Regions from separate parts of the Homo sapiens genome. Here region 2 is linked to region 1. The links are chromatin contacts, found by Hi-C or POLR2A ChIA-PET in ENCODE. All regions are on one chromosome and are shown on one strand. The core of a region is the stretch at or near the end of the contact, and the rest is flanking DNA. Distances in the headings are between cores, read along the strand shown.

Region 1 (3,565 bases), core at 427-2,926:
TTGCCATCTAATCTGCCCTTGAAATGCTCTATTCTGTGCCAGTTGTCCATTTCAAGATGGAGTCACTTGTTTCAAACCCAAGCAAAGTAGAGTCAGGAGCCTAAGAAGGGAGGGTCCTCATGCACATGCGCCTACAATAACAACGATTACAGCCAAACACAGTGGCTCACACCTATGGTCCCAGCTACTTGTGAGGCTGAGGCGGGAGGATCACTGGAGCCCAGGAGTTGAGCCCAGGCTACAGTAAACTATGATCACGTTGCTGCACTCCAGCCTGGGCAACAAGGCAAGACCCCATTTCTAAAAAGAAAAGGAAAAAAAAGGACTATTACAAAGACTCTCTGAAGGCTGTGACACACATATGCCTGTAATAAGGACTATTTCCAAGGGCCTTCCCAACTGCAGCCTGCCACAGGAGTCACTGGACGGCCGGCCACATGTTGGAGCACTCTCACCTCACATGCCATCTCCACTAAGAATCTGACCTCAACTCCTGTGCCCAAGTAACCAATGTTCTCTTTGTTCAAAAACAACTCAACAACTCCTGTGCACTCCTCCTTTTGCCTTTATTTTTTTGAGACCAAGTTTCGCTCTTATTGCCGAGGCTAGAGTGCAATGGTACGATCTTGACTCATTGCAACCTCTGCCTCCCAAGTTCAAGCGATTCTCCTGCCTCAGCCTCCCAGGTAGCTGGGATTACAGGCATGTGCCATCATGCCCAGCTAATTTTGTATTTTCAGTAGAAATGGGGTTTCACCATGTTTATCATGCTGGTCTTGAACTCCGGACCTCAAGTGATCCACCCGACTCAGCCTCCCAAAGTGCTGGGATTATAGGCGTGAGTCACCACACCCAGTCTTCCTTGTGCCCTTAAAAGCTTCCCCTTGCCTCAGCCTCCTGGATGCGCCCATGGCTGCTGTGGCACGGGCACTCCGCATCACAATCATGCTGCTCATTTCCAAATAAATTCATCATCTTTGGAGAATCGCTTCTGTTTGTTATTTAGGTTGATAATTCTTCAAAAAAAAAAGTCTATGACTTCAGTGACAAAGAGGGAAGCTGGGAGGTCGGGAGGAAGGTGTGTTAGGAAGAATGTGTCTGACTCTGTGGTTAGTTGGGGTGGGGACCCTTCAGCCTCCTGAGTAGGAGCGGCAGGCCTGGGAACAGGGGAGTCTCCTTCCTAGGTCCTATTGCCTAGGCCCACATGATGCCTACCTGAGGCATATGCACAAAGAAAAAGTCCTTAAAATTTTGTTTTTCTCTAGAACAACCTACAGTCCTAGGGACAGACACACCATCCTCCTAAGTCCTATCACACCCTGGAAAATTGTAACAAAAAGGTGACAGTCTCCTTGGGGCATTGCCTGCAGCCTTAGCTAGGGGCCATCCTAGTTATCTCAATTACTCATCCAATTTGTGATCAGCCCTAAGTTCTGGCTCACTCTAGCTCTCTCCTTCGACTTCCTCATCTCCCAAATGGAAGTGACTACCCCGACCTACCAGGCTGTTGTGGGAACCGAACGATGTGGCAGAGAGTCCAGCTCAGCTTCCTACCGTTCCACGAGGGCCACTGAAAGGCCAGTCCTCTTCAGCCTGCAATGAGAGAGATTGAAAGTGGAAGCAGGTCTAAGCTCACAGAATCAGGAAGAAGGTAGAATGCTGAATACACTTCTTCCTCCAATCCCAAATGCTAGAACTGTGTTTCTATCGAAGTTTTGTCATCGACTTTTTAGAATCAGAAAAATGATTAAGAAACATGAGCTGAGATATGCAGGTTCCTTGAGCAAATAGGATTTTGTACAGCAGACACCTCCTGGTGTCTCATTTCCTGAGATCCCCAAAGTGAGAGATAAGAAAGCTGTGGCCGCAGCAGAGACTTGAAACAGTGACCAGAGACCAACTCTTCCACAGGAAGGTGTCTGCACAGAAGACTCACAGGGGCAGCTGACAAAGATCTGTCTATAGCCTGGTCCACAATAAAGATCAGGGGTTGGACAGGGTGAGACACCCAACACGGTGGCTGGAGCCACCCCCTGTAACTATCAACAAACTTGCAGCCCAAGGTCGAGCACAAATAAGTGGGCACAGAAAGACACTTCAGGACACGAGCTACAGAGAGGCAGCCACCTGGCCATCCTCCAGCTGCCTGAGGTTTGCAGATGCCCTTGATGCCACCCCCTATCCCTCCCAAGCACTCTCCTCTCCGTGCACACAGATGCTTAACAAGAGCACCTATGACTCTCCACAGACCAGAGCACCAGGGACACAGTGCCCCTGGGAGATGCTGCCACCAAGGCCAGATGGAAAGAACACCCCTGTGTTCTTGCTCCATGGTTGGCATCTGAGACGTACCTGCCAGGGTTCCCCAGCAGGATCAAGCTCAGTGGCCCAAAGTGGAAATGAACTTACCAGTCATCCTCCAGTGGCCTCCTCTCTTTCTCACTTTCCCACTCCCCCACCAGGGTTTCTCGGGATCCACTCTCAAATAAACTACTTGCCCTTGAATCCTTAATTCAGGGGGAGTCAAAACAAAGACGACCAATCAGAGACAAATATTAACCATAATGATGTCTATTACTCAGATAGGATTGAAATCAACTCAGAAGGGCAGGAATGTGTGAAATCTTCTCCCTTTCCCTTCTCTGCTGAGTAATTGACTCTCATGCCCTAGAGCCTTCTCTACCCCTCTGTAAGCACGTGGATTCAAAACTGAATGTCCAAGTTCAAACCCAACTCCCCACAACCCAACGTTCCCAAGTCATCTAGGGAAATTTGCTTCACCTCTTCAAGTCTCCATTTCTCCAATGTTAAGACAGGAGAGTCTCAGACAGTTCACAGCGACCAACCCACCCCTACTCGGCCACCACCCACATAACATCTTACTGGGAGATTTCTCCCATTGAGTTCAAGTTCATAGCTGGAGAATATGGAAACTGCACACTCACCATGGAAGATAACACCAAGAAGTCTTTGTCTTTCCTGTCTTCTGCTTTCATCATCTGCCCCCTCCCACCAGACTGTGTTTCTCCATGACACCCTGTAGTTTGGCCACAGCCAAGCGGATCTGAAGACCATTGCCTCCAGAAGTTGGCATGACGATTCTAAGTTCTCCAGGTGGGAGAAGGAGGGGGATTTACTTATGTTTTTAAATGTTCTAGGACTTGTGTGTCCTGTTGAACTCCAAGATCTGTGGAAAAGGGAGTCACAAGAAAGACAAAATTCTCATAGTCCAGCTTCACAGGCACAGAAGGGCCTCAGCACCACCATGGAGCAGGCCCAGACACAGGGCTGAAGTGGGAGCTGGAGTCTCCCCAGCACCTAAGCAAAGCCTCTCTTCCCCACAGCTCAAGGTTCCAACAGCCCCTCCTTCTCACTCCTTTTCCCCCTTCAAGTCTTCCAAGTATGCACTCCAGACTGGTGTTGGTATTGAGTGTGGGCCGATGAAGGGAGAGTGGGGTGACAGAGTTGGTCTGTCCCTTTTCAATAACTGCCAAGAGGACTGTTGATGTTCTCTCTAGAATGTGAGGTACTTGACTGTCCTCGACTTTGAATAGAATATTCAAAG
Region 2 (3,565 bases), core at 300-2,799, 250 kb before region 1:
AACCCCACAATTTTCAGCTGCTGGTGGTGGTAGCTGTGGGAGTTAGAATAAGATCCTTCACCCTTGTTTATTTTGCCCCAACATCATCAGAAGAGCCAAACACACACACACACACACACACACACACACACACACACACACACACACACGTGAAGTCACCTTCTTACCCCAGTGACTGTGTTCATTTTGGTCCATTGGTGTTCCTGAGAAACAGAGAGACAAGAAACTTATTTTTCAGTTCTAAATCATGAAAAATTCTTATATTTCTTTTCTTTTCTTTTTCTTTCTTTCTTTTTTTTTTTTTTTTTTTTGAGACACAGTTTCACTCTGTCACCCAGGCTGGAGTGCAGTGGTGCGATCTCGGCTCACTGCAACCTCCACATCCTGGGTTCAAGTGATTCTCCTGCCTCAGCCTCCCGAGTAGCTGGGATTATGGGTGTGCACCACCATGCCCATCTAATTTTTGTAGTTTTAGTAGAGACAGGGTTTCACCATGTTGGCCAGGCTGGTCTCAAACTCCTGACCTCAAATGATCCACCAGCCTCGGCCTCCCAAAGTTCTGGAATTAAAAGCGTGAGCCATCACACTAGGCCAAGATCCTTATATTTCTAAACAACCATGTTTCATTTGTCTACTCATAAGGGACAAGGTGGGTGGGAAAGGAATGACTTCCTACTTTACAGAGAACTGGAATCACTTGCTGAGGGGCTGAGAAGTGGGTTTCATTTGTAAGCCTCATGCCCAGCTCTCTCTCGCTTTCTTCCTCCCGTCCTCTCACAGATCAGCCCGGCTCCCTTCTGTTTTTGTTTTGCCTGCACACTCTTCGCTTCTGTCAGCTTTCTCTGTAGGTGTGCCTTCCCTTACACCTTAGGCTCAGTCCTCCCTTTCCCTCTCTTTCTTTTCCCACCTTGCCTCCTTCCCTCCTCTACTCTCTCCAAACCTCCTCCCTCATGTTGAGTCTTTGCTGAGAGACTCAGTGAATGAAGATTATGACTCTGGGAAACCGTGCAGTCCTTTAAGCTGGAAATACACTTCACTTGATCCATTAATGGCTTGAATTTTTCTCATTCCCCAACAGCCCCTGGTTATGAAGCCCTTGCAATGTAGGAACTACTATGGAGTGAGAAATATCGGTACGTTTTCATCAGCTAGTTTCTCTTGCTTAAATCTGGCAGGCATAGACCAAGCGTACAAGCACAGAAAACTGAAAGCCACCGATTAATGCCCAAATTCTTCCCAGTTAGCACTTTTTATTGACTTTATACTATGGAAATTCTTTCTTTGCCAGTAATGTGTAAAGTAAATTACATCGGTTTCCTGTAAACTGGCTCCACTTAAGGAAAAGGCAGTCACTCTAAATTGCTTCTCTTAAAATAGGACAAATTTGTTCTAAGAAAAATGAAAATGTTTGTGCATGGCTTGGGACCTAGAAATCAACACTGCAGAACTTTTCGTAAATCTGGGCTTACCTGATTTACTGTTCAAAGAAACAGTTGGCTCCCTGTTCAGTCCTGTTGTCTTATAGCTCAGCTCCAAGAGAAAAAGAAAGTAAAACCGAGACTCCAGTCGGTCTTCTTCCTCTCTTGAATCTTCCTGAGCTTCCTGACTGCTAATGAACGCCACCACGTGCCTGTGTTTGAAATTCTCTTTCATGCCATTATGCAAAATAAACAGTTTAAATGGAAAGTTAATCAGTAGTTATTTGCTGTCATGTGGGCCAACTGTCTCTTCTTCTCAAAAGTGAAAAAAGAGTGTTTTAATGATTTCATCTGGACTGGAAAGAAAGGCATGAATGCCAAGGAAGTTGGTGGATTTCAGTCCTTCCCAGCTGGGATATGTCCCAACAGTTAGAAGTTTGTCTAGATGCAAATGGCCCCCTGAGAAGGGCTTAAACCTCATTGACACCAGCAGCAGGGATTGTTCTAAAGCAGATGCCACTGGGAGAGAAGAGGAGCCTCTGATAGGCACTGCCCAGGGGAAGAAGGGCACAGAAAGGGGAACCTGAGAGGGGACATTTTTGTCTGAGTCTGATTGTAAGGATCATTAACCATCAAAACATTTTTACATAACTCATTCATGGCTTCTAGGATTCTGGGCCTTTCTTCCCTGTCCAGCTCTGTAATTTCAGAGAACCTCCCTGTGGGGAGAAATTGTCTAGGAAATGTCTATAGTAATACTCTGGAGTGTTGGCTGGGTCAAATGGTATTTCTAGTTCAAGATGCCTGAGGAATCGCCACACTGACTTCCACAATGGTTGAACTAGTTTACGGTCCCACCAACAGTGTAAAAGTGTTCTTATTTCTCCACATCCTAGCATTTAAAACATTTCCTTTTGATTGTCTTGGAGTTTCCAGGTTTATCATAGACTCAGTTGCAAATAGTGATAATTTTCCCTCCTTGTTTCCAAAAATATCTTATGTTGCTTTCTCTTGTATAATTACAATTGCTTGCTACCTTTTCAAAAGTGAGTTAATGTGCTTTTATTATTTATTTACCTGTAGGGCACCTAATATCTTATCATTAATATTGATGTTGGTTATTGGAAATTAATTAGTTTATTTTAAAATCAGTGTGGCTATACTTTGCTTAGTCCTATTTCATTAAAGTCTTTTATCTGTGGTATAAATTTAGAAAATTTTATTTTGACGTTGACTGATATAATTCCATGTCTTTTTCCTTTTGACCTACTAATATTGCAAATTACATCACTGCGTTTCCTAACATAAGTGATATGTACATGTACATGTGCAAAGGTTTGGGTTCCTAGGAATACAGACTGTTGAGATGAAGATAAAATGGATGAAGGAAGTTTATTAGGGAATCTTCTCAGGAAATGTGCTAGAGGGAGAAGGGAAGAACCCAGGATTAGGCAGGGAGAAGTGAGACTGAGATGTAGTCACAACAAATATAGACTCTACAGGGAGTTCTAAAGTTTGGTTGGACTTTCAGAATGAAGGAGAGTGAGCAGAACTTTATAATCCCCATCGGATGCAAACTTCCTCTGGAAAAGACACTTGACTTACATAGGGCATCTCTCTTCAGCATAAGCTAATTTCTGGACAGGTCTGACGGCTCAACAGCTGAGAGCTAACAACTGGTCTCACTCCCAGCAACTGGAGATAGGTCCTTCTGTTTTTGCACTGTTCCTCTAGGTTTGGAGATGCAAATATTGCTTCTCCTGCTTCATCTTTTAGATCATCTGTAGAGACTTCCAAGCACAGTTTTAAATATCTCCCTCATGAAATTTCTTGTTCAAGCCTTCTCACTCCTGTCCCTTCTGAACATGAGCATACATGGAACATTTCCCCTATGTCCCATGGTTCTAGTAAGTGATGTGACTACAGCCTTAAAGGAGGAGTAAGATAGATGTTGGGAGGAGGTGAGGAAGGAGAGGGCAGGGGCTGAGTAGAGGTGCATGTTTTAGAGTACTATGACATTTTAAAATTCATTTTATTCCCATGGTTCAAGGCAATTTTGGAAAATGGGTCAAGCCGAAAGAATAGACCACAGATTTCCTGCAGTCATATTGAGATGTATTTGACAATTGTTCTGTGGTTTCTTGTAA

The links. A loop is a pair of places that touch in the nucleus more often than their neighbours do. ChIA-PET counts read pairs that join two places held with the same protein, here RNA polymerase II (POLR2A). Pooled maps may share reads with other maps.
Region 2: a pooled map shows a loop between it and region 1 (5-fold over the local background). The contact joins the promoter of GIMAP2 here to the promoter of LINC00996 in region 1. A Hi-C loop is called at or near these places in 1 of 168 maps with a recorded cell type or tissue (CD4-positive, alpha-beta memory T cell), 11 of 37 single-sample maps with no recorded cell type and 12 of 50 pooled maps. POLR2A ChIA-PET finds 5 or more read pairs at or near these places in 11 of 52 experiments (CD4-positive, alpha-beta T cell, CD4-positive, alpha-beta memory T cell, CD8-positive, alpha-beta T cell and 6 more).

What each region holds. Positions count from the first base shown.
Region 1 is chr7:150,431,765-150,435,329 of GRCh38, reverse strand. LINC00996 (long intergenic non-protein coding RNA 996) reads right to left here and starts at 1,676. Exons shown (of 4, transcript NR_034033.1): 1 at 1,501-1,676. RefSeq lists an enhancer at 1,436-1,535.
Region 2 is chr7:150,683,690-150,687,254 of GRCh38, reverse strand. It overlaps GIMAP2 (GTPase, IMAP family member 2), which reads right to left and starts at 1,549. Exons shown (of 3, transcript NM_015660.3): 1 at 1,470-1,549; 2 at 168-203. The coding sequence starts at 195. It overlaps LOC124901774 (a long non-coding RNA gene), which reads left to right. Exons shown (of 4, transcript XR_007060589.1): 2 at 1,079-1,133. RefSeq lists an enhancer at 1,475-1,674.